Regions from separate parts of the Homo sapiens genome. Here region 1 is linked to region 2. Evidence: chromatin loops called from intact Hi-C (ENCODE). Cell type or tissue: ovary. All regions are shown on one strand. Links, peaks and the distances in the headings refer to the core of each region. The heading gives the core; the rest is flanking DNA.

What was found. Hi-C counts contacts between places; a loop is a spot of excess contacts. Peaks named below come from ENCODE experiments on the same cell type or tissue, not always from the same donor. Only the 100,000 strongest peaks of a DNase experiment are listed, where the experiment ranks them.
Region 1: a loop joins it to region 2, with 2.7 times the contacts of the local background. A loop is called at or near these places in 1 of 110 quality-filtered maps.

What each region holds. Positions count from the first base shown.
Region 1 is chr2:134,447,962-134,463,484 of GRCh38, reverse strand. It overlaps TMEM163 (transmembrane protein 163), which reads left to right. Exons shown (of 8, transcript NM_030923.5): 7 at 5,312-5,453; 8 at 6,709-7,726. The coding sequence ends at 6,769. MGAT5 (alpha-1,6-mannosylglycoprotein 6-beta-N-acetylglucosaminyltransferase) reads right to left here. Exons shown (of 16, transcript NM_002410.5): 16 at 8,864-14,836. The coding sequence ends at 14,638. Among named protein-coding and RNA genes, the nearest start is that of MGAT5, 200 kb to the right of the region's middle. RefSeq lists enhancers at 2,244-2,743, 2,744-3,245. In ovary, for the core only: a CTCF peak has its summit at 2,755 (motif pointing left); DNase peaks (open chromatin) are centred at 2,754 and 4,354.
Region 2 is chr2:134,867,005-134,878,711 of GRCh38, reverse strand. It overlaps ACMSD (aminocarboxymuconate semialdehyde decarboxylase), which reads right to left. Exons shown (of 10, transcript NM_138326.3): 6 at 11,040-11,133; 7 at 7,652-7,747; 8 at 6,071-6,243. It overlaps CCNT2-AS1 (CCNT2 antisense RNA 1), which reads left to right. Exons shown (of 5, transcript NR_036549.1): 2 at 1,069-1,192; 3 at 2,574-2,605; 4 at 9,671-9,768; 5 at 10,973-11,707. Among named protein-coding and RNA genes, the nearest start is that of MIR5590, 15 kb to the right of the region's middle. In ovary, for the core only: no CTCF peak of the experiment used is centred there; a DNase peak (open chromatin) is centred at 8,551.

The DNA of each region.
Region 1 (15,523 bases), core at 1-5,000, 410 kb after region 2:
GGTTCATCTGCATGGCCTTCCTTGTCTGGGGCAGACCTGGGATTTGGGGTAGGGAGTTCACCCACTGGGATTTTTGTAGTCTGCTGCTTTGTGGTCTGCAAAATCAAATGCCTTCCTTGGCCATGGAGCCCTTCTTTCCTTAGGGATGAGTGTAGCCAGGACACCAGGTGGGTTCTGTGCTGAGAGCCGAGGGATGAGTGGGCCCTGGCCAGGGGTTTGGGTTGGGACCTCCAGCTGCCTTAGAGGTCCCTTTACGTGGTTCTGAGGGCCACACTCTGGCCCAGCCCTGTAGGGATGCAGAGTGGAGGCCTGGCTGGCCTCGGCTTCCCTCAGCTGTGTGTGCTGCCCACCTGCCCTGCAATGTCTCCTCACCTGGAACAGGAGGGAAGGGCAGGAGCCCTTGGGGTAGGCAGTGTGGGTCTGAACAGCTTTGTGGGCTCCCAGTGGTGAGTCCATAGCAGGCAGCTCCTCGGCTGGTTCCCAGGCAGGCTGTCAAGTCCCTCTGGCTCGCAGATCTGTGGGATCTTTATCCACCTCACTGACCGCAGTTGGGGTACAGGAAACCTCATTCGCTGGACACCTGGCTGTGGATCCAGCAGTCAGAGCCCCAGCAAGAGTCCCTGGCCCCACCCTGCCCATGACCATGGGACTTGACCCCCCTCCTTGGAACACTGGCCCTGTGACTTGGTTGGTGCTGTTTCCTAACATAGATATTCCAGATACACGATCTCGGTCTAGGCTTCACTGTTCTGGCTTTCATCATGTTATGTGGTGTACAGAGGAGAACAACAATAAGGCTGCTTTTCTAATGAAACAACTTCTGACTCTGGTTTGCGCACATGAATCCATCACACACGTAAGCAGTATTTCCACCATACTTGTGAACCAGGGAGGAGGTCATTACAAAGAAAAGTGGGGAGTTTGGGTGAAAACAGTCTCATAATCAGGTGAAGAGTGGGGAAGAGCCGTCCTTCAGGCGGAGGGAGTCCGAGTGAGGAAGGGGCATGGGGGAGTCCCTTCCTTACTTGGAAGTGGGGGGACAGAGCATGGCAGGGCTTGAGGTCTAGGGTGGGATTTGGAATATTTTGCCAAATGTTGAAACAGGTAGGGTGACATGAGTGCTGTTTTCTGCAGAGCCCTCTGGTCATTGGTGGTGGGGAGCAGAGTCGAGGGAGCTGGGAGCTGAGCAGAGGGAGGCCTGGGGAGTGGAGGGGATGGCAGCTCGGATAGGGTGAAGGAGAGGGTATGGGAAGTGGTAGGGTAGGTATAGAATGGTCAGCGTGGGGATGAATCGGCTGAGTGGGTTTAATGAGAGAGAGAGACAGAGAGCAGAGGCAATGCCCCCCGCCCCCGAGCCTGTTCCCAGGGGGCCCTGTGCTCTGTGGCCCTTCGATCCCCTGCTAGGTGGGTGTGTTGCCGGCAAAACATGCAGCAGTAATTACAGCCTCCTGCTAATTGTACTATCTGGGATCTGGGCTTCTTACATTCATTGATTAGCAGAACTAGGGAGCGATCTATAATTATCTTCTCTGTTCTTTCCTCACTTTGGAAGGTGGGCGGGCAGGATGGGCTCAGGGAGCCATGGCTGTCATGAACGTTGGGGGTTCCCTGAGGCTGCCAGCCAGGCTGTGGCAGAGCCAAGCATCCCCTTTGTGGGAGAGGGCCGGCTTCCCCTGTCAACTGGGTCCCAACCCGGAGCCAGGCTGAAGTGGGCCAGGCTGATGCTGCCAGCTCACTTGTCGCTGGGGTGTCCTTACAGCTGGGAGGCAGATCTTCAGGGAAAGGGACAGCAGGGTGTGGCCGATGGAGATGATGGGGAAATTCCAGACTTCCCCACTTCACCCTGTGCGGTGCAGTGAATCTGGTCTGATCTGGTTTGTGGCTTTGGATGTGTTGTCATCATGGGTTTGTTGCTATTGGGACTGGGCTGAAGCTTGCTTTGTACTAGGGTAATGTGATTTTGTACAACAAACACACACTACAAATCAGAGGAAGAGCATGAGAGAGCACTGGGGGAGCGCTCTGGACGAGGGGCACAGCTTCAGTCCTACAGGAACAGCTGGGGCAAATCTAGAAGCCCCTCTGAAACAGGAGCCTGCTGTTTTCTCCTGCTCATATCCAGTTCTCAAATACCCCATCTATGATGATCTTTCAAGCACACAAGAAACTTTTAAATTAGAATATTCTGCATACAATGAATGTTTTTAACTACACAGATCCTGATCCAGTTGGCAAAGCCAGACTGGTGGAGCTGTAATCAGGATGGCCTCAGCCATCATTTTGTGCCATTGTATGCTCCTAAACTGATAACATTTCTGTGTTAGAGCGGATCTGTGGTTGCAACTGTGGGGACAGGGCCAAGCTCGTGGGGCTGGCACTGCAGAGGGGAGTGACGGCAGGGCCTGCCTGCTGGGCTGGGGGCTCAGGGCTCTTCATGTGGAATGACGGATTGGGAAGGCCCTGACATTTGGAGCAAAGTGGCAGGTGGCCACTGACTCGGTCCCTAGTCCCTGTGTGCTTGATCCAGCATCCTCAGGCAGACTCTCAAGAAGTGAAGCTGAAATGAGTCAGGCTCTGTCATCACAAAAGGTGAGCCGAGCCAGGCAAGGCAGAGTCTCCTCCTAGAAGAAGCAGCAAACATGTGCCCCTGCCACCAGCCTCTCAGCTGTGGGGTGTCGGGGAACACCTGGTGGACCTGCTGTCAGGAATAGCAAGCTGGGCCGGCCTTGGTGCTGGCTGGCAGAGCGGGTGACTTGGTGGAGCTGAGCAGACATCTAGTGGCTGTCTGGGGAACCTCACGCTTTTGCCTCTTTTCTGAGCAGCACCTGGCTTGGGCTTGCTTCTCCTGGGGTGACTGTCTGCGGGAGCCAGGCAGGGGTGGCGCTCAGGCTGGGCCCATGCCTGCCTGCCTACTTCCTCCTTCGTGTGGTCACTTGTTAATGCAGCGGTCATTTGCACCCCTGATGAATGCCAGGCCCTGTCCTGGGACTTCGAATACTGCAAGGAGAGACAAAGTTCCTGTCCTTAAGCTTAGGTTTCCAGTGAGAGGAGGGGGGCGGTTAAAATGGCAAAGCTCGCCTGTTAGCTGGAGGCAGGAGGGAGTGGTGGGTGGAGGGGAGGAAGTTTAGGGGCTGAGGGCTGAGGACAGGGCTGGGAGGGAGGCCCTGGGTGATGGTGACAAGCCCAGTGGCCCTGAGGGGAGGGCAGGATGGCTGTTGCAGGGTTGTGTGGCTGGATGTGAGGGGTCTGGTGGGATTTGAGCCCGTGACGGGGGCTTTCCTGCGGGAGAGTCTGGCTGCTGCTCACCGACAGAGGGTCCCTCTGGCTGTGGCGGGGTACAGGGAGGGCCACAGGTGGCCAGGACAGAGCAGGGATCAGCGGGGAGAGTGAGAATGAATTTGGGGGGGGGTAACATCTGGCAAGGGGCTCGAGGGGCAGGTTGGTGGTGTAAGGGAAGATGGGCTCCTAGAATCTTGGCCTCTGCAGCTGGTGGCCCCATCTACGGAGCATGCAGCGGAGGGCGAGGTGGCGCTCAGGGCTTTGTCATGGCTGTGGTCAGTCTGAGATGCTTCCATGAGGAGCCTGTGCCTGAGGTCAAAGGTCAGGACAAAAGCTGGGAATTGAGGGGAGCAGGGCTCATGGATTGGCAGAGGGCCAGCTCAGAGGACAGAGCCTGGGACACTCAGGTGGGGATGCAGGGGAGGACCCAGCAAAGGGGACAGGAGGAGCCTGGGGAGGGGGGTGTGGGGCTAGGGATTGACCCCCACCAAAAGGGGGCCTGTCACCACTGCAGGTAGCAGGATGAGGATGACTTTGACTTTGGGAAGGGCTGGGGGAGGAGGGAACCCGGGCAGAAGGGGGGTGTGAGTGTGGAGGCAGCAGGCAGACTCTTCTGCGGGTTTTGTGAAGGCCAGTAGCAGATGGGGGAGGCGTGGGGTGGAAGAAGAGTTCACTGGGGATGGGAAGGTGGGTTAATCCCAGTAGGAGCAATCCAATCCAATCTGGGAAGGAGGGAGGGAGGAACATCGCAAGAACCAGCCCTTGTTCCTGTTACAGGAACAGTTACAGGTGGGTGGTGGATGTGGTGTGGGGAATATGAGGTATCCTCGACCAAACCTCGGTGTCCTGAGCACAGGGGAGAGAAGGGCGTGCCACCAAGTGCGTTGTAGGGTCCAGGCCAGTCCCTGGGGTGCCCTTGCAGGTCCGCGGTTCATCTTCCATTCCTGTGAGCGGCCATTGCATCCCTGCCTTGGATCCTGAGTAGATTTGCTCAGGTCATCCCTGCCTGGCAATCTTCCTCTGCCCCAGGGGAAGCCAGGCCTGGCGTGGGAGGTTACGGGCCTGCACAAACCTACCAGCAGGGCCTCCTTGGGCAGCGTGGACCTGGAGCTTCTCTTGGGGCCACCAGTGTGTTGGGGCAGGGGAGGAGCTGGTGTCCTTCGCGGGGAGACCCTAGAAGCTACCTTAAGCCATTCCCTTCCCTTCCCATGTGGCCTTTGACAGCTCTGGTAAAGTAGAAGTATCACATGTAAGCTGGGAGCCCCAGTGGGCTGCTGTGTGAAAGGAGATGGCAGTCACTATCTAGTAGCTCCAGTTCTGTTTTTATGGCCATTTCTCCAACCATGTAGCCAATACTTTGCAAAAAACTTAGCATAATAGACTTTACATTTCTCTTCTGGAGGGAAAGGAAAAAACCTCAGGTTACTTAGAGGAGACTCGGGAGGGAAAGGATGCAGGTTGGGATAGAATGCCCTTCTCAATCTGGATAACCTCCATCAATGTATTTAACCTCATTCTTAGTTTTCTCATCGGAAAGCAGGGATGATGATGATAATGTGACGTCACACGATTGAGAAAGGTTATAGGTAACCACACGTCCTGAACACCCAACTCGGAATCTGGCCCAGCAGACACTCAGATATGAGTCCCCAAGTATTTGAATGTCTACTGTGAGCCTGGAACTGTCCTGGGGACTGTGGACTCAACAGAAAACCACACCCCTGCCTCTAGGAGGTTTGCGTTCTAGCGGGCACGGGCGAGACCAGCTATAAACCACATATGGCGTCAGTTCCCAGAAGAGAAATAAAGCAGGTACAGAATGATGGTGGGGGTGACGGCTCTATTCTGGGAGGTATCTGGTGACATTTGAGCAGAGACTTGATGGGCCCAGGTGGTGGCTATCACTCGTGAGAGCTTTGGGCATCATTCCTCCCAGCACATGCTCCAGTTACGTGGAGGCAGGACTGGCATTTGGGTGATTTTCTTGGATTGCTTGGCACTGCCATCTAGCCTCTCTCCACTTCCTTTGCAGGGTTTAACTCCCTCGTGGGTGGCGTGATGGGCTTCTCCATTCTTCTGAGCGCGGAAGTGTTCAAGCATGACTCGGCGGTCTGGTACCTGGACGGCAGCATAGGCGTTCTGATCGGCCTCACCATATTTGCCTATGGGGTCAAGTAGGTTCTTGTGCTTTCCTGTTTGCTTTCCTGGCAGCTAGGAGTGTCCCTTTTCCACCGCCTTCCCCAGTCAGGAAATGACAGGCTTCTGAAGGTCATATTTTGTACCTGTGCCCCTCCTGAGCCTGACCAGTGTCAGGTGACTGGAAAAGCACCCAGCAGGGGTCAGATATCCTTGGGGCTGGCACAGAAGTGAGGCAGGGACAAGAGGTATCAGGCCTTTAAGCCACAAAGGCACTCCTTGATTTCCATCTGATGCCTTTAGGACCCTTCGTGTCCTGACATCTATGCTCCTTCCTCTCTGACAGTCTTCATGATGCCCCAGGGAAGCACCTTTGCGTGGTTTCCTCACAAGTGGAGCCCCTCCTGCCACAAATGGGGGATGCAACAGTGTGCTGGCCAGAGGCCGCATCCCTAGCCTTAGAGAACTTCTTGCAAAAGGGGACTAGTCAGTGCAGAAAGGCCGTGCTGGCATCACTGACATGGACTTCAGCACCCAGGCTGGAGCTGGCCTTTCAGAGAACCATTTCTAAAGGGTGCTCTGCTTTTAAATGTTAAAATGCTTCCATTCTCAAGGAAAGGTAGGATGGCTATCATCAAAAAGAGGGACAACTGCCAGCGTCAGTGAGGACGTGGCGAAAGTGGAACCCTCATCCATGGCTGTGGGAATGGACGATGGTGCTGCCATGGACGCAGAGTTACCATTCGCCCCAGCACTTCCAGTCCTTGGTATACACTGCGGGAGGATGGAAACAAACCTCCACACTGAAAGTTGTCTGTGAAATTCACAGCAGAGTTATTCACAATAGGCAAAACGCAGAAGCAACACAATTGTCCATTAACAGATGAATGGATAAATGTGGTAGATCTGTGCAGTGGACACTTATTCAGCCCCCAAAAAGGAATGAAGTGCTAATACTCGCTCCAACATAGATGGACCTCAAATATTATGAAGGAAGTCACAAAAGGCCACGTTATGTGATTTTGTTTATATAAAATATCAATAGGCAAATCCATAGAGGCCAGAAGGAGGGTACTTCTCGTCAGGCGTGGGGAGGATGGGGAGTGAATGGTACAGTGGACATGGGGTTTCTGAGATAACACAAATGGATGAATATACTAAAAACCACCGAGCCACATAGGGTGAATTTTATGGTATGTGAATTATCTCAGGAAAAAAAAAATGAAAATACGCTTCCCCAAGCTCTTCAGCCCCATGCCATGGAGGTGACCTTGTCTGTCTTCGTCTTTGCAGACTCCTCATCGACATGGTGCCGAGGGTGAGGCAGACACGTCACTACGAGATGTTTGAGTGAAGGGGGCCAGCATCCGCATGAGACCATCGAGATGAGGAGTTTCCACATAGGCAAAGGGTGCCAATATTTAACTGAACATCTGGTTTCTTTTTGGAAGTTTTCTTTCACATGGTTTGTCATTACAAGACAAGGTCTGCCCAGCCAGGTGGATCTACCTTGCCCCCATCACCTGCCGCCCCCATCAAACATGTTGGGACAATGCCCATAGGAATGGACCTCCTTCCCCGTCTCCAGCTGGGACTGGCGTTTTTTAGTCTCTGGAGTATGATGGTTCTCATGGGTAGGATGAGATCTTTGGCAGAAAGGTCTTCGGTGGTGCTCTGAGCCTGCGCTGCATAGGACTGAGCAGACCCACCTCCTCCAGCTTGGGTGGCCCTGCCACTCCTGGTTCCAAGTCTCTCCTTTCCTGGCAGGTCTTAAGGGAAGATTGTACCCCTCACCCTTTACATACCCAGAATCATCAGTATGTCACTTCCTAATTTCTATCAGTGTATCTCATTATTTCATACTGTTTTACTAATCCTAAGTCTAAACAGATTTGCTCAAAAGGAGACCATTCTATTTTTTAAAGTACTTAGTGATACACGTATAAGCTTTGCATGGACGAATTAAATAAGCACATTGACCTTTTCTTGTACATTCAGAACCTGAACATCCATGTGAAAACTGGGTCCATTTTTGAGAGATGTGAAACTACAGTTTATTTGTAATAAATAAATATAATCTATCCGTATATGCATATATCTATATGCTGTGTTAAGTGGTAATGGGTACATTACAGTCTGTGAGAGATGGATCGCTCCCTCTGTAAGGAACAAGACGTTCTCAGCTGATGTCACGGTAGGTTTAGATTCTGTAGAGTGTTCCCCAACCCGCACCGTTCTGTACCTCTCACACCACTGCTTGCCCGGGCAGTAGTGGCTGACCAATAAAGACCTTTACCTGTTTTGTATGGCATGGGAAGGCAATCTTTGGCAGTCGTCACCGTGCGGCACCAACACATGGGGAGACCCGTCATGGGCAGGTTTTCCGCTGTGGCTGAAGGATGACCTGGGAGGGGAAGCTTGTGCCTAGGGGTGCTGAACGTGGAGACCCTGAAGGACTGTGGTGCAGGCCGCCCTCTCTGACCACTCAGGTAGGGGCCACACACTCACCTGGCACCGAGGGACAGCTGCTCCATGGCCTTGCTGCAGCTTTGGGGCCCTGTCTCCCCTCCACGCCAGTGAAGGGAGTTTGTTCTGTGAGGTCATGGAAACTTGGTCCAGTACCATGCTTTCAGGTTGCTTCCCCAGCAGTACTGAGGAATACGTCAAGGGATGTTAATATGTAACAACATGAACTAAAGAAAAAAAAGATTGGGAAGTGTAGGAGCCTGTAGGTTTCTCTTCTGCTGGTTTTCTCGTTGTGTCTAATATACATCATGGAAGCTCAGGGAGGGGAAGTGACACTGGTAGCGTTGCCCAAATGTAGGCACTCGGCTTTCCCTTGTGTTCTAACATGCTCTGTGAACTGTGTGGGGTGTCCATTTTGGGCCGTAGCCAGGAGGCCCGCCAGCTTCAGAGAGGCCATGCAGATGAGGGCCAGTGTCATCTGCAGACAAACTGTTGGGTGGGGCATGGACTAACCTTCCCTGTCTCCAGGGCATTTGCCTAACCAGCTGCTCATGGCTCACTGCTTCCTGGCTCAAAAGCTGCTCTTGAAAGGGAGAAATCTATTCTAGGTCCAATGGTCGCTGGTGCTCAGCCCCTTATAGAGCTATTTTTATTAGCTCATTCTTAAAGATTTTTCTCAAAATCTAGCAGTTCACTTTCTAATTGAATTTCCTTCTAGGGGAAGGCAGCACAAGGAGAGTGCGCTAACATGAGTAGTGGTGGATGTGATATAAGGGAAGGAATACACAGTAGTAAAACCTTCCCCTCTCCACTCCTTAAGTATACCTTCCTGTCTTCCTACCAGCCGTTTCAACAGTGTGCTGCAAACCGTGAAATACAGCTGGGGGAAGCTGTGTGCTGGGGACGCGCCTAGACAGCAGCTCAGCTTTGTTCTGGAGGTGACCCTGCATGCACCCGCCCCCCCAAAAATCACTTCCACCTGTCACACAAGAAAAGTTTATTGAAAAATAAAGTTCTCCCTAGTTTTCTCTACAACAGTGGAAAACAAAGCAGTGCTCTCTATGCCAGGACAGTACATTTGGACGGCGACACCTTGTTTGCAGAATCCTGCATTACTTAACCCCCGAAGTGAATCACACAAAATGGCTGTAACCAGGATCTGTTTGAAGACACAGATGCAAACGGCCATTAGCTTAAAGACGTCAAGGTTGTGACAGCAACTACAGTGGAAGGGACGTCACCATCTCCTTTGGCATCAACTATTATGCTATTAATACTTGGGTAGGACAATGAGCAAAATGCTTCCCAAGTTCGCTCCCTCTCAGCTTTGGCAGATGTGAAGCTGCTCTGAGGTTCCTGACACGCTGTCCTGAGAGGCGTGTAGACCTCCAGCACCACAGATCCTTTGAGCACCACCCCGTCCCCGCCATCCTCCATCAACAGTGGCCCTGCCCACCACATAAGCACAGGGTTCTCCAGCCGTGGGGTCAGGGTGGCATTGAGGGAGTGTCTTAAGGCTCCACAAAATCTGGGCTACAGAGATGCTTTGCAGATGGGAAATTCCAGTCACTGCATCCACAGGACGAGACTGCTGATTTGGCGGAACAGAATCCAAAGGAATTTGACGAAGTCACCAAACTCCAGCAAATTCCACACCTGCAATCTATCCAGAGTTGTGCCAAGACAGGGCAGGAGATAAGGAGATAGATAAAACTTTGAATCCATCAGGGAAGTAAGAGGCTAAATCCTCTCCCCCAAAACAAAAAGCAAACCGATATTTAGGTGATTTGGGAAAACATTCAGTCATGAGCAGCCTCTAGGAGCTGTTCTGAGAGGCCAAAATCCCTGCCCCATTGCCCCCAGCTGGCAGGGTGGGGTTGGTTTTCTCCAGGAGGCGGCCAGGGAATAACCTTTAATTTGATGGAAACATGCAGAACTAACCAGTCTGGGAGTCTGATCCCTGAGGACAGGAGGGGCCACCCCAGCCTGTAGGGGCCGGCAAAGGGACCTGCCTGGGGAATGTGTAAGTTCAATTGGTCATTCCTTCTCCCTTAACGCAGAAAAGCCTCTATTATTGCATTCAAAGGAATACTGTTAACTTTGACTCAAGGGGTGCAGTCTGCCAGAGAACCCATTTTAATTTCTAGCTCAAAAATGTTCCTTGAGGAAAACCCTTGGAATGTTCTGAAAGACGTCAGTGGGGTAAGGTCCAGTATGTGGCTAGCCAAAGGTCACCTTTACCTTTTCCAGCTGGAGTTCATAAATTCTTGCAGCCTTGTTTCCTTGGGGGCTGAAGTCTGGCATATTTTCAAACCAGTGCATTCAAGAATACAGTAAGATCCCAACCAGCAGGGTAGGCCGAGAACTGGGCTACTCTAAACCAGTAATTCCTACAACATTCAATCAACTTGGAATCATGTTTTCATGTAGGTATTATTTTTGAATCAACAGGAAGGGAATGAGCTCAGCTCTATTTCTCAAGTTTTACGAAACACTAATAACAATATTTAACATTTACTAGGGCTTACTATGTGCCAAGCACTGTGCTAAACACTGAATCCTCACAAAACCCTAAGTGCTAAGAAAGCTAGGGTAATTTTTTTCTGCATTCAAGACTCTACAGCTAATTTGGTCTTTTGCTATAAAAACTTGGTCTCCCACTTTTTGTTGAAGCGAACAAGAATCACAGGAACTCACCCTCAGCTTCACGAAACTCCCAGCTTCCTAAATGAGCATGAATCTATTTATGTCCATCCGTCTACTCACATGAAGATGCTCTGCAGCTCCACAGGGATGGATGGGATTAGAATAAAGCCAATATGGAAATTAAAATACTTTTAAATAAATAAAATAATCCAGGCTTGGGATAGTAACACATACAACAGAGCCTGTCGTTAACAAAATAGACTTTTCTTTTTAAATCAAGAATTTTTGGCCAGAGGTGAGGGTGGCAATGTCTAATATACACAAGCTAGGTAAACCACCTTGGAGAAATGGGGTGGCCACCGTGGTCTGCCCTAAAAGGCACACACCTACCTACAGACATACAGTTTCAGTCCAACACATCATACTGATGTCAACCCTGTCAGTGAGCTGCACTGGGCTCCACTCCCAAAGGGGAAGCTCATTATTCACTTTTATTAAATCTTGCATTCACTAAAGAAACAAAAAAGGGGTGCACGTTCTTTCCCTTTCATGATGCTAAAGTATTTCTTCTCCAAGCAGGGCCCTGAACTCCTTGGATGCACCCATTCACATGATTCTGCCTCAGCCACACCTCAGCAAGTGCGTGGGTGGCAGGGAACACAGGCTGGTTGACACGTTGGCAACCAGCAGTCCCAAGGTAGACCCAAAGGTATGGCAGAATCCAGCCCTTTCTTGAGGTTCTCAAGGCTTCACACCCTCCTCTGTGGGTGGAAGTGCACATGCATACACGCTATGGCCTGGCGGGGGGGTTATAGGGAGCGTCTGGTGTCCAGCTTCAACAGCTACAGTGGCTCAAGAACATGTCCTGTCTCTTAGCTGGAGGAGTCTGCTATTGCCCTTCAACAGCATCCGGATTCCAAAAACCCCAAAGAAAAACGAAAAGGCACATCAAGGAAACAAATATCACTAAAGAAACTGACTAATATCTCCAAACGCACAGCAAACACACAAAAAAGCAAACTGTAATGAGCAGTGACACAAACCCAGTCCAAACAAAAATGAAAAGCATCTCCATTTATACATGTGCAAATCAAACTGCATACACAAAATAAATGCGGTGTTTACCAGCATTCAAAGAAGTCTTTTTACTCCTCAAAGTATCTACCTTTCAATGGAAAGCTTTCTCTTTTAGTAAATTAGATGAATGTTTTCCCTCAAGTTTTTTAAGAGCTTAGGATCACAATGGGGAAAATAATCCAAAAAAACAGGCAAGATATTATAGCGGGGAAAAACATTAATCATAACTTAGGATTTCTCTCCCCATGGAACTGTTATCAGCTATAAATCGGTTTAGGATTCTATCAAGATCAGCAATGGCAAAACCTCCGCAGGCTTCCAGCCCACACAGGGGCACCTTCCTCTCCTCTTCCATGCAGGGCAGTTGGAAGCCCCCTCCCCAGTTTCCTCTCCAGGATCACTGACTAGACCTGGGCCAAGTCTGAGGAGGCCTGGGAGCCAGTACACATTCAGGGGTCACTGACTCTTCAGATAATGCCCTAAACAACTGGAGTGTGGGCTTGTTTGCTCCAAGAGCAGCTGCCCTGTCAGTGGAACTCCGGCGCACTTCCACTCAATACTGGACTGGGGGGGATGAAAGAGGGATTTTTAAATGGCAGAAAAGTGTTCTTCTGGGCTGTCTGGCCCGGGCAGGGCGGGTTGTGACTTGGAAAAGAAGGGGAAGGTAGGGAGGCCTTGAACTTAGGGACAGCCAGCAAATGATCCTTGCAGCTTTTGGAACACAAGGCAGGGCTAAGGTTACCTTTCAGCTTCCTTGCTTAAGTAGCAGTGGCTAAGTGGGTTAAACTTTGCTCGGCCTGCAGGCTCCCCCTGTTGGTCAGATACTTGCATTGACATCCTCAGTGTTCAATGCTCCTGGAAGAGCCCAGGAGAGGGCGGCACTGGCCCAGGGATTGCAGGTCAGGGAACTCTAGCAAATTCCCACACCCTAGGGTACAGCCAAGAGGCCCATTCACAAGGAAAAAGCTCTTCCTTACAGCAAGGATGCCAGTCATCTGCCCTCCTACTGCAGGAAACTGCCCTTGCTTAAAAGAAATGCACAGGCTCATACACACACACACACACACACACACACACACACACACACACACACACACTCACTCACCAAGGTTTCCTTTGGACTTCTGCCCTTCTTCCTAGGCCCAAGCAGAGGCTATTCTCAGCCAGGTCTGGAGGCGCCCCTGTGATGATGCTCAGGGCAGAGGCCTCCCCATGGTACTCTACCTGGCAGATGTGCTTGGGGGCCACCTAAGGAGTGGAGGAGGCCCCGGGTGCCCCCCACCCTCCTCTTAGACTGGAGATACAATTGAGACGCACTGAGCAGGGATCTCAGTGGGCCTAAGAAAAAAGGCTGGCTGCACATTTGTGTAGCAATTGAGAAAGAAGCAGAATGTAACTTCCCAGACTTAAAGGCCCCACACTAACTCTAGTCCCCATGAAGCGGAATTCTTCCTTTCCCTCACATTCTGAAAGCTACCAGCCATTACGCCTTGCCCATCAGTTCTGCCCAGCGGAGGCTCCACTGGGCCGCCCTCTGTTAGCAGGAAGGGTGCTTGGAAGCCCCGGCACAGAGCACATCATTGAGCGACTGAGGCGCCCAGCAGAGGCCAAGTGGAGGACGCCAACCGCTCACATTAGGCAGAAGGGGTCTCACTTGCATCAGCATGGAGATGTCAGGGGCTTTTCAGAAACTTACAAACTTGTACAGAGCATGGCAGCAATGATTCAGTGGGGTGGGAACTTATACAAAGGCAGAGCATGGGGGGGTCCAGGGTTTGGAAGGTGGGGTCCAGTGTGTCTGACCAGGCCAACCTGATGACTGATTACTCAACAAGTCAGAGTGATCCTGCCTGAAGGAAAAGCCAGCACCAGATTCCCACCTTTGCGAGCTACACCCTCAGGTGAGTAGCCAGGACAGGGCACTGCATTCATCCTGAGCTGCCCCCACTCCCCCAGCAGACATCAAGAGCCCCCTTCCCTGGACTTTGGTGCCATCAGAGGGGACACAACACAAGCCCACCTGTCAGGAGCCCAGCTCCGGTCGCGCCACAAATTCTTAAGGACCGACTTCACTCCTGTCCAAATCTTGGCTCAAAGATAATCCTCTCCAAGTCCATGAACAGCGTGAGTCTTTCATCTCTACTTTCCTCCTCATAGCGGGGCTGGAGGGAGGGTGAGTTTACCAGAAACTCCAAAATCCCTCAATCCTGTATTTCCTTCCCAAAGGGATTCTAAAAGAAATTACGGCCAAGGTATGTGTCTGGGCATGGGGACATGGAGGAAAGGGGCCTCATCTCCTTTTTCGTCCCTGGCTGGGCTCTCTGGACAACACAGGCACGTCCCCCTGACTGAGGCAGCCCATGCTCTAGGTGCCATCTATGACGATGCCCTGGGGAGTTTGGCTGTGCTTCCAAAGCAAAAGTTTCTTTTGTTCTGCTGCCATCTGTTTTGAGCTGCCAGGTCCCCATGGCTGTCCCTGAGCAGGCCACCAGCCCCACGGCACACGGTCTCTCTCCTGCACCCTGCCCAAAGCAGACAGAACAACAGTATAGTGAAGGTGGATGATTAACAGTGGAAATAAAAGAAGCCTGTGATCAATCCCTCCTCTCCCTCCCGCGGTCCCCTCCCTCCCACCCGAATAAATAAGTTAATGGGTTTAGGAATATTCCCATTCAGAGTTCTTTCCCATCAGCTCAATTCCTCCTGTTTTGTTTTAAAGGACTCTTGAGACTTTCTTTTGCCCTGGAGCAGCTGCAGTGACAGTCTTCCCACAGTTGCTCCTTGAGAAACAGAAATGATGTTGTGCCAGGGACAAGCCAGGCTCCTGGCCTGACATACGCTCTTGTTTTGTTTTGGTGAAGACTCCACTGGGTTGCTCGGAGTGCAGCAAGGGCAATGCCAATTCAGAACCTTCTACGAAAAAGTTCAGGCTCTTGCCAGAGTCCCTGCATGACTTCTGTCCCTGGCCCTGCCTGACGGGGCTGGGGCCACTGTCTTCCCCAGCAGCATGGTGCAGGGCTGAGCAGGTAGCTGCTATAGGCAGTCTTTGCAGAGAGCCACCTGGCCCTTGATGAAGTCCCGGCAGGGGCAGACCCTCTGGTGCCTGGGGTGGGCGCCTGCACAGCTGAAGAGCAGGAGGTCACCTTGAAACACACAGTGCTTATTCTTAGGGTCAAAGGAGGGCACCAGGATGTCCTTGGCCAGCTCTGAGCTTTGGCAGGTCACCTTGTACCTGAAGAGGAAGAGAAAGGCACAAGTGTTGGTGATGAAGGGACAGAGCCTTTCCTCGTCACTGGCCCTGTGAGCCCCCATCTTGAGGCATGGGGGGATGTTCAGTTGTCTTGTCCTACTTTAGAAATGAAATGGTGCCCACCCTCTTCGTCTGCAATCCTCCACCTCTAGGCATCTAGACTCAGGAAGGCATGTGTGCACCAGGGAGTGTGTGCAGGGGTGTGTGTTTGAGGCTGCCTAGTGAAGCTTTGTCTGCAATGGAGAAAAACTGGAAACAACCCAAATACTCACCAAGCAGGGAATGGCCAAATAAATCATGGCCCTTCTGTGCTTTTAGAGTTCTCTGCAGCTGTTGAAAAAGAATGAGGGAGAAGAGAGGAGCAGGAGAGTCATCCTGGGGAAAGGTGAGTCCCAGAATGGGAAGCACAGGGGAACCAGCCCGCAGTGTGCACACGGGAGGTGAAGGCTGCAAGTCGAGACGGCTATGTGCTAATGCCTTAGCAATGGCTGCTTCCAAGAAGTGAGAGTGGGGCAAAGCTCAGCATCATTTACGTTCTTTAAGTATGTTTAACTTTTTAATTAAAGGCTTTAAAGAATTCCTGTTATATGGCCTTAGCCTCTTGCTGGAAAGCTATCAGACAGAAGGTGCTGTCCTGGGGCATCGCCTCCCTGGGTCTTTGCAGCCACC
Region 2 (11,707 bases), core at 5,575-10,574:
TGTACAAACTGCTCAGCCACAAACACAGGCTTTTATGGAAAAGGAAAGATGACTGAGAATGTAGAAGCAACAGCTATGTTGAATTGGCCTGGCACAGTGGCTCACACCTGTAATCCCAGCACTTTGGGAGGCTGAGGTGGGTGGATCACTTGAGTCCAGGAGGTCGAGACCAGCCTGGGCAACATGGCAAAACCCTGTCTCTACAAAATATACAAAAATTAGCCAGCTGTGGTGGCATGCATCTGTGATCCCAGCTACTTAGGGGACTGAGGCTGGAGGATCCCTTGAGTCTGGGGAGTGGAGGTTGCAGTGAGCTGAGATGGTGCCGCTGCACTCCAGCCAGGATGACAGAGCAAAACCCTGTCTCAAAAACAAAACAAAACGAAAAGAATGTTTTTGTTGAATGGTTTCTATGCTTTGAGTTCTAATAAAGGAACTACCAATATGTGCCTGATGGATTTCAGACTTGCTAGTGGCTAGTGACCTCCTCTGAAGCTCTTGTTTTCCCCTTTTGGAATGGAAAGGATAGCAAGTATCCTATGCTTGTCTCGCCATTTTATATTGAGTGTGTGAGGAACAAAGGAACTTGTCTGTTCAGTTCACAGTTCTTCAGATTTGGAGAAAGTATACATGAGGAGCCTCATACACCAGTTCATCTAAGCAACAAAATCCTAGACTTTAAAGTGATGCTATAAATGGATGAGACTTTTGGGGCAGTCTTGGTAGGGGTGAGGGTGTTTTGCATTTAGGAGGAATATAAATAATTTGTGGCCAGAGAGTGGAATGAGGTAGTTTTAAAATATGCCTTCAAATCCTTTGATAAGCCTCCCTTCAAAAGGTGGGATCTAATTCTACTCCCCTTGAATGTGAGCTAGATTAAATGACGTGCTTCTAATGAATAAAATGTGATGGAATTAATACTATATGACTTCTGACTCTAGGTCATAAAAAGGATAGCTTCTCTCTGGTGTGTGTTCAATCTCTCTCTATCTTTTTCTCTTTTCCCCCCCCTCTTCTTCCCTCCCTCCCTCCTGTCTTGATTACCATCTCTCCCCATTTCTCTCTCAGATCACTCACTCTTGGGGGCATCCAGCAGCCATGTTGTGAGGACACTCAAGCAGCTGTGAAGAGGTGCACCTGGAGAGGAACTGAGGCCTCCCACCAAAACCAAGCACTGACATGCCACTCATGGGTAAAATCCACCTTGAATGTAAATCCTTTAGCCCCAGCCAAGCTTTTAGATAACTACAGCCCTGACTGACACCTTGCCTGTCTCACCTCTTGAGAGATTTTGGGTCAGTTAAGCTATTTCTAAATTCCTAACATATAGAGGCCATGAGAGATAATAAATGTTTATTATTGTTTATGTGGCTTGTTTTAAGCCACTAAGTTTTGGGGTAATTACAGTCATGCATCACATAATGATGTTTTGGTCAATGACAGACTGTGTATGTGATGGTGGTCCCATAAAATTATAATGGAGCTGAAAAGTTTCTATTGCTTAGTGATATTATAGCCATCATAATGTGATGCATTATTACTACTATTATTATGTGCAATGCATTACTCAAGTGTTTGTGGTGATGCTGGTGTAAACAAACCTATCTCTTCCAGTCTTATTAAAAGTACAGCACAGATAGACTGGGCGCAGTGGCTCATGCCTGTAATCACAGCACTTAGGGAGGCCAAGGTGGGTGGATCACCTGAAGTCAGGAGTTTGAGACCAGCCTGGCTAACATCGTGAAACCCATCTCTACTAAAAATACACTGGGTGTGGTGGTGCATTCCTGTAATCCCAGCTACTTGGGAGGTTGAAACACAAGAATCGCTTGAACCCAGGAGGTGGAGGCTGCAGTGAGCTGAGATCATGCCACTGCATTCCAGCCTGAGTGATAGAGTGAGACTGTCTTAAAGAAAAAAAAGTATAGCACAGATAATGATGTACAGTATGTAAGACTTGGTAATGATATAAATGACGATGTCACTGGCTTATGTATTTACTATGTTATCCTTTTTATCATTATTTTGGAGTGTGTTCCTTCTACTTATTAAAAAAAATTAACTGTAAAACAGCCTGAGGCAAGTCCTGTAAGAGGTATTCCAGAAGAAGGCATTGTCGTAGGAGATGACAGCTCCAGCTGTGTTATTGACCCCGAAGACCTTCCAGTGGGACAAGATGTGGAGGTGAAAGACAGTGACGATGATCCTTACCCTGTGTAGGCCTAGGCTAATGTGTATACTTGAGTCTTAGTTTTTAACAAAAAGGTTTAAAAAGCAAAAAAAAATTCTCTTTAATATAAGAGAGATTATCAGGATATAAAGAGAAAATATTTCTGTACAGCTGTATAGTGTGTTCTTATTTTAAGCTAAGTGTTATTAAGAGTCAAAAAGTTTAAAAAATTTTAAAAAGTAAAAAAGTTACAGTAAGCTAAATTTAATTTATTATTGAAGAAAGAAAATTTTTAAAAAATTTAGTGTAGCTTAAGTGTAGGGTGTTTATGAAATCTACAGTAATATAAAGCAGTATCTTAGGCCTTCACATTCACTCACTATTCACTTACTGACTCACCCAGAGCAACTTCCAGTCCTGCAAGCTCCATTCATGGTAAGTGCCCTATACATTTTTCATCTTTTACATCTTATTTTTACTGTACCCTTTTTATGTTTAGATATGTTTCGCTACACAAATATGTATCATTGGGTTACAACTGCCTACAGTATTCAGTACAGTAACATGTACAGGTTTGTAGCCTAGGAGCATCAGGCTATATACCATATAGTTTAGGTGTGTAGTAGGCTGTACCATAAAAGTTTGTGTAAGGGCACTGTGATGTTCGCACAACCACAACATTGCCTAATGATGCATTTCTCAGAACATATCTCCACTGTTAAGTGATGCATGACTGTAATTATGCAGCGGTAGGTTACCAATGGATCTAGCCAGAATTATGATATACTCATAATGAGCGTATGACCGACCTCTCAAAAATCTATCCACTTAAATAGTGAAGTGTATTTTCTGTGATCATGTTAATATAGGGAGGCAATATAGTTTTCCATTTTTTTGTATTTCTCACAGTGTTAGACTGATAATCTATAACCTGCATTCTTTGTATCCGTCTTTAAAAATCAAAGCAAAGAATTTAAAAGCAAAAGAATTTTAGAGGTGGAAGGAAGCCAAGAGATTATGCAACCAAGAGATTATGCCATTTAAATACTTTCTGACCAAATAGCACAGGGTTTTAGAAATAGCAGGTGCTCAATAATGGTTTTGGTTTTTTATATATGACATGTATCTGTGTATTCTTAAGATGTTATTTAAAATTTATATTTATCAAAGTAAAGTTTATACATAAACAATCAAATATTACTAAAATATCTTTATTATCAAAAGCAGCTCTTTTTTAAAAACACTTTTTGGGTCAGTTATGGTGACTCATGCCTGTAATCCCAGCACTTTGGGAGGTTGAGGCAGGCAGATTGCTGAAGTCCAGGACCTGCTGGGCAACATGGCAAAACCCTGTCTCTACAAAAAATAAAAAAAAGAGTTGGGTGTGGTGGTGTGTACCTGTAGTCCTAGCTACTTGGGAGGCTGAGGTGGGAGGATGGCTTGAGCCTGGGAGGTGGAGGTTGCAGTGAGCTGTGATCACGCCACTGCGCTCCAGCCTGGGTAACAGAGTGAAACCCTGACTCACTTTCCCAACTGTTATCCCCTAAGGCAGCCACTTTTACCATTTTAGCATGCATCGTTTGATAATTACCTTTATATTCCCAGATAATAAGCTTATACTATTGTTTCTTAGTTTACTAACTTTAGAGAGTATTTACTGATTTCCCATTATGATCATTGAGAATTTCTTTCTTACTCTATTTTCTTAATAGAATTATGATTTTCATTTAAACCAGTACTAATATTTACCCTATTATGACTACAAATATTGCTCACTGCTGAGTCAAGTAATATACAGTGATTATCTGCCCTCATGTAGATTTTTTGTTTTCTTGGAGTTGATTATTTCCTTTTCTTTCATTAGCTTAATTTTCTATGTATATCCTGCATTTGTTCCTAATGCATCAACAGATCTGTTAAATGTCTGGCAATAATTGTTTCCAACTCTCAGACAGATCAAATAATTCATCAGTTCCATTATTTTCTTTCTAGAGACCTCCCTCCACGGCATTTTGTCCTCTTGCTCAAATCTGGCCAGGTTGCTCTCTAGCCCAGATGTCTAGCTAGGACTTTCCTTAGCCATTCTGATATGGGGATTGTTTTTAAAAGCGAATTTGCTAATGTGAATATGACTAGAATGAAGAAGTATTAATATTTTAAAAAGAATCCTAAATTATTAATATATACCGCTTCTATGTCCTGGATTCACCTGCCTGTGAGATCACATAAAATAAGGTCACATTTGCTTTTGATGCCCAAATTATTATAGCTCAAGCTTTCACAGTTTGAATGTAAGATCTCAGCATCAAGAAGTTTGTAAAGTACCTGCTGAGTTTTTCTGGAGGTCCCTAATAGGAATATATTCACACGTGCTCACCAACTAGTCCATCCACTGGTTAACATGAAGCATTTGCCATATTTTTCCTCTTCTGCTCCTGTCCCCTGGCCAATGTGTATTGCACTGGGTGCTCGCTGAAGGTGCTGATAGTATCCCTTAGAAAATGGGCTTTGGATTTGGCAATGGTGTTTTCTCCTGGTGTTTTCAATTTCCAAGAATACTAGTAAGGAGGTACTAGGCTTGATGGGATGTAATAAGAACAGCCCTTCCCCCAATTCCACATGATTTTCCCTCTTCCTTTCCTCCATTGCTCAATGTCCAGAGCCCACAAAGTCTCTTTCAGTTTCTGCCCTGTGAAGTCTTCTGCTTACATGCCTTCTCATCACTCTCCATCCAAACCAAAAACAATCAACAGTCACAACCAATTGCTAACCATCCATGTTTGCAGGGGTGACACAAAAGCTAAACAACTCAGAGGCACAGCTCAACCACATAATTGATTACCAAGCTAAAATGCTTAATATTTATATTCTGGTTATTTTCTCAAGCCAGAGAAACAGTCAGCATTAATATGAGATAAAGTGTCCATTCTGGAGATAAACCACTACTTGCAACTTTCAAATGATGGGCCTCTTTTTGCTCGACATGATTTTTTTAAACCTTAGAGTCTAAACTCAAGTACCATATTGCAAATTTTTAAATATGTCTATATACTTTTAACCCCAAAGATTTTTCCCTTGGGAAAATGTGGAAATCTTCTATAGATATCTGTTAATAAGATGGAATTGAAATACAAAATATTTTAGACTTTTCACTATGGCCTTTTCCCTAGAAATTCTTGAACTTGCTGAGTTAGCATTTTTAAAGAATACTTAAAGGGTGGGTGTGCCACCAACAGAGAGATTGGCGAGGAGACTACATCAGAGGAAAGACTTTTTCTTGTGCGCTTTAAAGTACCACTATGCTGGTGTTTTAATTAAATGAGAGAATCAAAAGCCATATTATTCCAGGAAGAAATCTCAGGGCATGATACACAAGACCCTTCATCATCTTCCCCTGACTCCCTGTCCAGCGCAATTTCCCAACTATGCATTTTCCACACTTTCAATGTTCCAGTTTTCTCCATGTAGTGGATGAGGACAGTTGTATTCACAATTTACCCAACTAGTGAAAGGTAGAGCCAGGATTTTAACCCAGGTCAATTTGACTTTGAAACTTGTGCCCCTTTCCTGCTTACTACATTGCCATGTGTCATTTTGGGTGCATATAGGGATGTCGCTAAGGAAGAGGAGCTGATCTGGGGGAATACCCAGCCATGTAGATGATCTGGGATTTCTCTGGCATATATAATAGTTTCTTAGTGTTATGTACTCTGTGTGGAGGGAGACCCTGGAGAGAATCCCCTGTGTGAGCAAACCTAATCCCAAACCTCACTGTCTCTCTCCTTTCATCTAATACCTTTCTTCCATCCCTTTTTTGGAGAGAGGCCAAAGGAGAGAGAATGGGTTGCTGATGCAGCATTCTGCTCCCCATAAGCCATCCAAGTGGCAGACTGGGCTTACCTTTCCTATGACATCTGTTAACAGCTTGAGGGACAGAGGATCATGAACCAAAGCATCTGTGTAAAAGGAACCAAGGTATTTCTTCGGGTTCATGGGGTTGTCCTGGGCACACAGATCTGGGCGCATGCTGAATCCATGGGAGATTCTTCCCACTGTGAAGGGGAAGGCACCACCTGCAAGTAAAACCCATTACTGAGGGGCTAGTGTTGATTGTAAAGGATTCCTTTAGTCTTGATGTTATATGCAAGAAGTTACTGTAGGCCAGCTGATTAACAGTAATTACAGAGGACCTATTGTGTTCTGAATGCTGGGAGATGATGGAAGAAATGGCATTAACTCATCTAGAAATTCAGATTTGAGAAATTCATCTTAAAGAGAGAAGACAGGCCAGGCACAATGGCTCACACCTATAATCCTAGCACTTTGGGAGGCCAAGGATGGCAGATCATGAGGTCTGGAGATCGAGACCATCCTGGCTAACACAGTGAAACCCCACCTCTACTAAAAATACAAAAAAATTAGTTGGGTGTGGTGGCACATTCCTGTAGCCATGGCTACTCAGGAGGCTGAGACAGGAGAATCGCTTGAACCTGGGAGGTGGAGGGTGCAGTGAGCCGAGATTGCACCACTGCACTCCAGCCTGTGTGACAGGGTGAGACTCTGTCTCAAAAAAAAAAAAAAGAGTGAAGGCAAGTGTGTAAAGATATGTAATCAAAGTTTTCAAATATAGTGTGATTATAATAGCAAAATATTGAGACAACCTATCAGTCGGGGGCTATCTGAGTCATGATGGCATATCCATGAAATATAAGGCCATACATGACACCATAAAAAATGATGAAGCTCTGTATTTGTTGACCTGGAAAGATGTCTTCTCTATGCTGTTGAGGAGGAAAGGCATGTTAGCGAGTAACATGTGTAGTTTGATTGTGTGTGTGTGTGTGTGTGTGTGTGTGTGTCTGTCTGTTGAAGGGTCACAAATTCAACTACCTATGGGGACCAGGCAGACAATGTAAAAGAATGAAATAGGCCTATTTGTAAACAATGAAGAATAGTGGGGACTATTGTAGACTGGAGAGCTCATGATCTAACTAGAGGGATTTAAATAAAAAAAACAGAAAAAAAAAAAACAATGACAAAACTAAACTTGCCTACAAAAGTAGAATTTGGTTCCTAAACCATCATGTGACTAGAATGATGGCTGGAAGGATGTTACGAACTGAATTCCTTCAAAACTCATATGCTGAAGCCCTAATGCCAAATGTGACTGTGCTTGGAGAAAGGACCTTTAAGGAGATAATTAAGGTTACATGAGGTCATAAGGTGGGGCCTTAATCCAACAGGACTGGTGTACTGATGTCCTTGTAAGAAAAGGAGGAGAAACCAAAGGCCATGTGAGGAAGGTGGCCATGTGCAAGCTAGGAAGAGAGCCCTCACTAGAAACCAACCCTGCCAGCACCTTGATCTTGGACTTCTAGCCTCCAGGACTGTGAGAAAATAAATTTCTGTTTTCTTACAGTCACCCCATCTGTGGGATTTTGTTGTGACAGCCTGAGCTGACTAATAAAGATAGGGTCTTACCACCATGTGCGAAACACACTTTCAGTTTGGGAAACTTCTCAAATACTCCACCCATGATCATGGAGCAAATGGCTATGGTGGTCTCTGCTGGCATTCCTGAAAGAGGAAATAGTCACAAGGTTCAGGGATGATCACCCCACCAAGAAGAATTCAGTGATGTTAGTGGCTGGGGAATTGTCAGTGCAAAGAAACTTGAGGCCCTTGTACCCTGGCATAGTTTGGCTGTATTATATAGGACATTACTTTGGCAAGGAGAACCACGTGAAACTTCCTACTTGCCACTTGAAGGGAGAGTCATCTAATGGCTAGAGAGATTGAGGAGCCAGAGGACTTGGTTTTTGCCCTAATTCCCCCGACTTCAGTTTGGGATGCAGTGGGACAGATGGAGTGTGCCAAGTCCAAGCTGGACCCTAGCTCCTCCAGTTTTCTGCCTCCTGGCCTCTGGCAAGTTATCTAATGGCTCTGAGCCCACATTTCATCTGTAAGATGACGTCTGTGTTGCCCATTTTGCAAGACTGTTGTGGAGCCTTGCAAATAATGATGTCGGCCAAGTTCCCGGACAGAACTTCACAATGGAGGTGCTCAACAAAAATATTAGCTGTCTCTCTCTCAATTTCCTCATCTGTAAAATGGTGAGTTCCTGCCAGTGAGTTGTTTTGAGGATTGGCAGACAGCACCTGGCATTTAGTAAGGGCTCACTAAATATTAACTATCATTATGGTCATTCCTGCAAAATCTTTGCTGCCTCTGGTAGCTGAGATTGAAAATAACTGGATTAAAATGAATTATTTCAAGTGCTTTGTGCTCCTAGGAGAAGCAGCTGGTCCATGTCTAATGCCTTCATCCCTGAGGAGCCAGTCCAAGCTACATTGCCATTGACTGCTTTTCAGACCATGACTCAGAAATCTGACCGCTCCACAGCTGTGCCCTGCACCTTCTGGGGAAGCCTGACTCTGTAGGCTGCGGAGCTAGGCTTCACAGGATGCTCATTCTGCCCGGGGCTGGTCACTGCTTCACAGGCAGAGACGCCCCTGGCACCCAGCTGCCTGGGAATTCTGGAAGCATGATGGATTTGTACCCATCTGGAAGCAGTTTGTGGGTAGAGCTTCCTGAAGGCAGAGAGATGGATGGCATCACTTTCTTCTAGTTCTGTGACTCTACTTTCCCATAATTACTTGAACCATAACCCCACAATCCATTCTCCATATAGCAGTCAGAGTTACGTTCATAATGTGAATTGGATCATGACACTTCTCTGCTGGGAATCCTCCAATCCACTAATGACCACCTTTGCATCCAGAATAAAATTCCAAAATTAGCCTGTTTTCTTGTGATATATATATATATATATATACTTGTTTATAATCTCTTTCCTCTAACCAGAATATAAGCTCCATGAAGGCAGAGGTTTTGTTTGTGTCTATATCCTCAGTGCCTCGGACAGGGCCTGGCATGCTAGAAGGAATCAATGTATTTGTGTTGCATAAATGGATGATGAAATGACTCTATATGCAGATGCTCTCCTGTTGCAATATAAATAAGTTTGTGGGCTGGGTGCGGTGGTTCACTCCTGTAATCCCAGCACTTTGGGAGGCCAAGGTGGGCAGATCACTTGAGGTCAGGAGTTTGAGAACAGCCTGGCCAACATGGTGAAACCCTGTCTCTACTAAAAATATAAAAATTAGCTGTGCGTGGTGGCGTGCACTTGTAATCCCAGCTACTTGGGAGGCTGAGGCAGGAGAATCACTTGAACCCGGGAGGCAGAGGTTGCAGTGAGGTGAGATCACACCACTGCACTCCAGCCTGGGCAACAGAGTGAGACTCGGTCTCTAAATAAATAAATAAATAAATAAATGAGCTTGTGGGACTTATCAGAGTTTTGTGAATAAGGGTGACATTTTTCTTTGAAGCTTGATGGCACTGGGCATCTTGGGTTATCTCATCCTATTAATTATTGCCCAAGAATTTGGTAGGGGATGAGTAGGAAGCCTCCTTACTAAATACTTTGGTTTCCAACAGCAATCACAGGAATATATAAAACATGAGCAGAAAGAGGCCTTTGGAGAAATCTGGACCAGCATTCTCATTTTACGGATGAGGGACCACGGCCCATGGAGGTAAAGTGATTTACTACAGGCAATACAGTGAAATAGAGACTAAATTGAAACTAAAATCCCGGTTTTTGACTTCCAATATATTGCCCCATTTAATTCTTCATGGTGATTGCCATTTCGATTACTTAATAATTACTAATTGTACTAGTTGGGCTGAGGAGAGAAAGAACAATGGTCCCCTTAAAGAAAATCCAGGCCGGGTGCAGTGGCTCACACCTGTAATCCCAGCACTTTGGGAGGCTGAGGTGGGTGGATCACTTGAGGCCAAGAATTTGAGAGCAGCCTGGCCAACATGGTGAAACCCTGTTTCTACTGAAAATACAAAGATTAGCTGGACGTGGCATTGTACCCCTGTAATCCCAGCTATTTGGGAGGCTGAGGCAGGAGAATTGTTTGAACCTGGGAGGTGGAGTTTTCAGTGAGCTGAGATTGCACCACTGTACTCCAGTCTGGGCGACAGAGTGAGACCTTGTCTCAAAAAAAAAAAAAAAAAAAGAAAAAAATATCCAGCACTTTTCATTTGGGGACCAAGTTTTCATTGGGTTTGTAGATGAGCTGTATTTTTCACCTATAGCTCCAGAATTTTACATCTGTTCTCTATCTCTTCTTACCACAACTGATGATGAGAGATTGGATAGAGCAAATGGAGCTTTCTCCTCTACCCTTTCGTGGAACTATGGATAGTGCAGGAGGCAAAGGGCAGAAGAGAGGAGCAGATAACAGGCAAATTGCAAGCCTGGGTCATCTTTTATATAAGATTTCAGATCTTTGGGTGGTGGAAGTTGACCTTCTACCTTTAATTCTAGGGTTCTCATTTGTATGAGCTGATGCTATTATCATCGTCTAAAAAATTTACTAGACAGGTATGGTTACATTTTTTGAAGCCTCTTTGGGAGTCTGTGTAGCAAGACTGGCTTTGGAGTCAGATATATCTGTGTAAATTACATTTTCATGTATTAACTGTGTGACCTGGACACCTTACCTAAAAATTCCAAGCCTCAGTTTCTCCATCTGTAAAATGATCATTATAATGTCAAACTCATAGATTAAATATATGATTTATTTATGATGGTATTGGATATGTTTAAAATTAAATGAGGTTATATATATATATATAGCATTAATCCAAGTAAGAGCTCAGTAAGTGATAGCTGCTATTACTCATAATCCTGTTAATTATTCATACTTTCCCTATTTGACATAATAGGTTTCCATAGATGATTGGAAAAACCCAAGAGTTGGTCCTCTGTTCCAGACCCCACACAGACACAAACCTACAAGCCAAGGGAGCCAGTATTTGGCCATTCGTCCATCCATCTGCATGTCCCAGGGATGCACGAACAGGGAACACTTCAGCCTTTCGGCTGCCTTCAAAGAAGCAATGAGAGAGAGAGAGAGGGTTACTTTGATGAGTGAGCAGATACCAGGTACTGTTTTGGGGAAACTGCTTTTCTCTGAGTCTATATTGGTCTGCACAAATAAACTAAAATGCTTTTTAAGTTGTTTTATGATCTATATAGAAGAGATATTGACAAACTTCTCCTGCTTAGAAAATAAAAGGGACACTTGGAATTAACAAAGGGGGTTGGTAGATTTACCATTGAGGTTGATGAACTTAATATATCATCTGGTAAAACAAGCGTCAGGAAATATCCATCATTCAAATGTTTTGGCTGACAGCAAAATGCTCAAGGACTAATCCCACAGCTGAAATGTAGGGGAAAATTTCCCCTACATTTGGCTCCTTCTGGCTCCTACTTGGTCTACACTTTTGGAAGGACTGCTGAGATTGTATCCTTGGAGTCAGGGCGAGAGTGCCCCCTCCTTTTCCCCACTTGGAAACCAGAGTTTGTGGAAAGTGAAGAAGTGATGTGCTGGAGCCAGAGGCTCAGTGCTGGGCTGGGGCTGGCTGGCCTGACCCAAGCCACCTGGTTACTCAGAG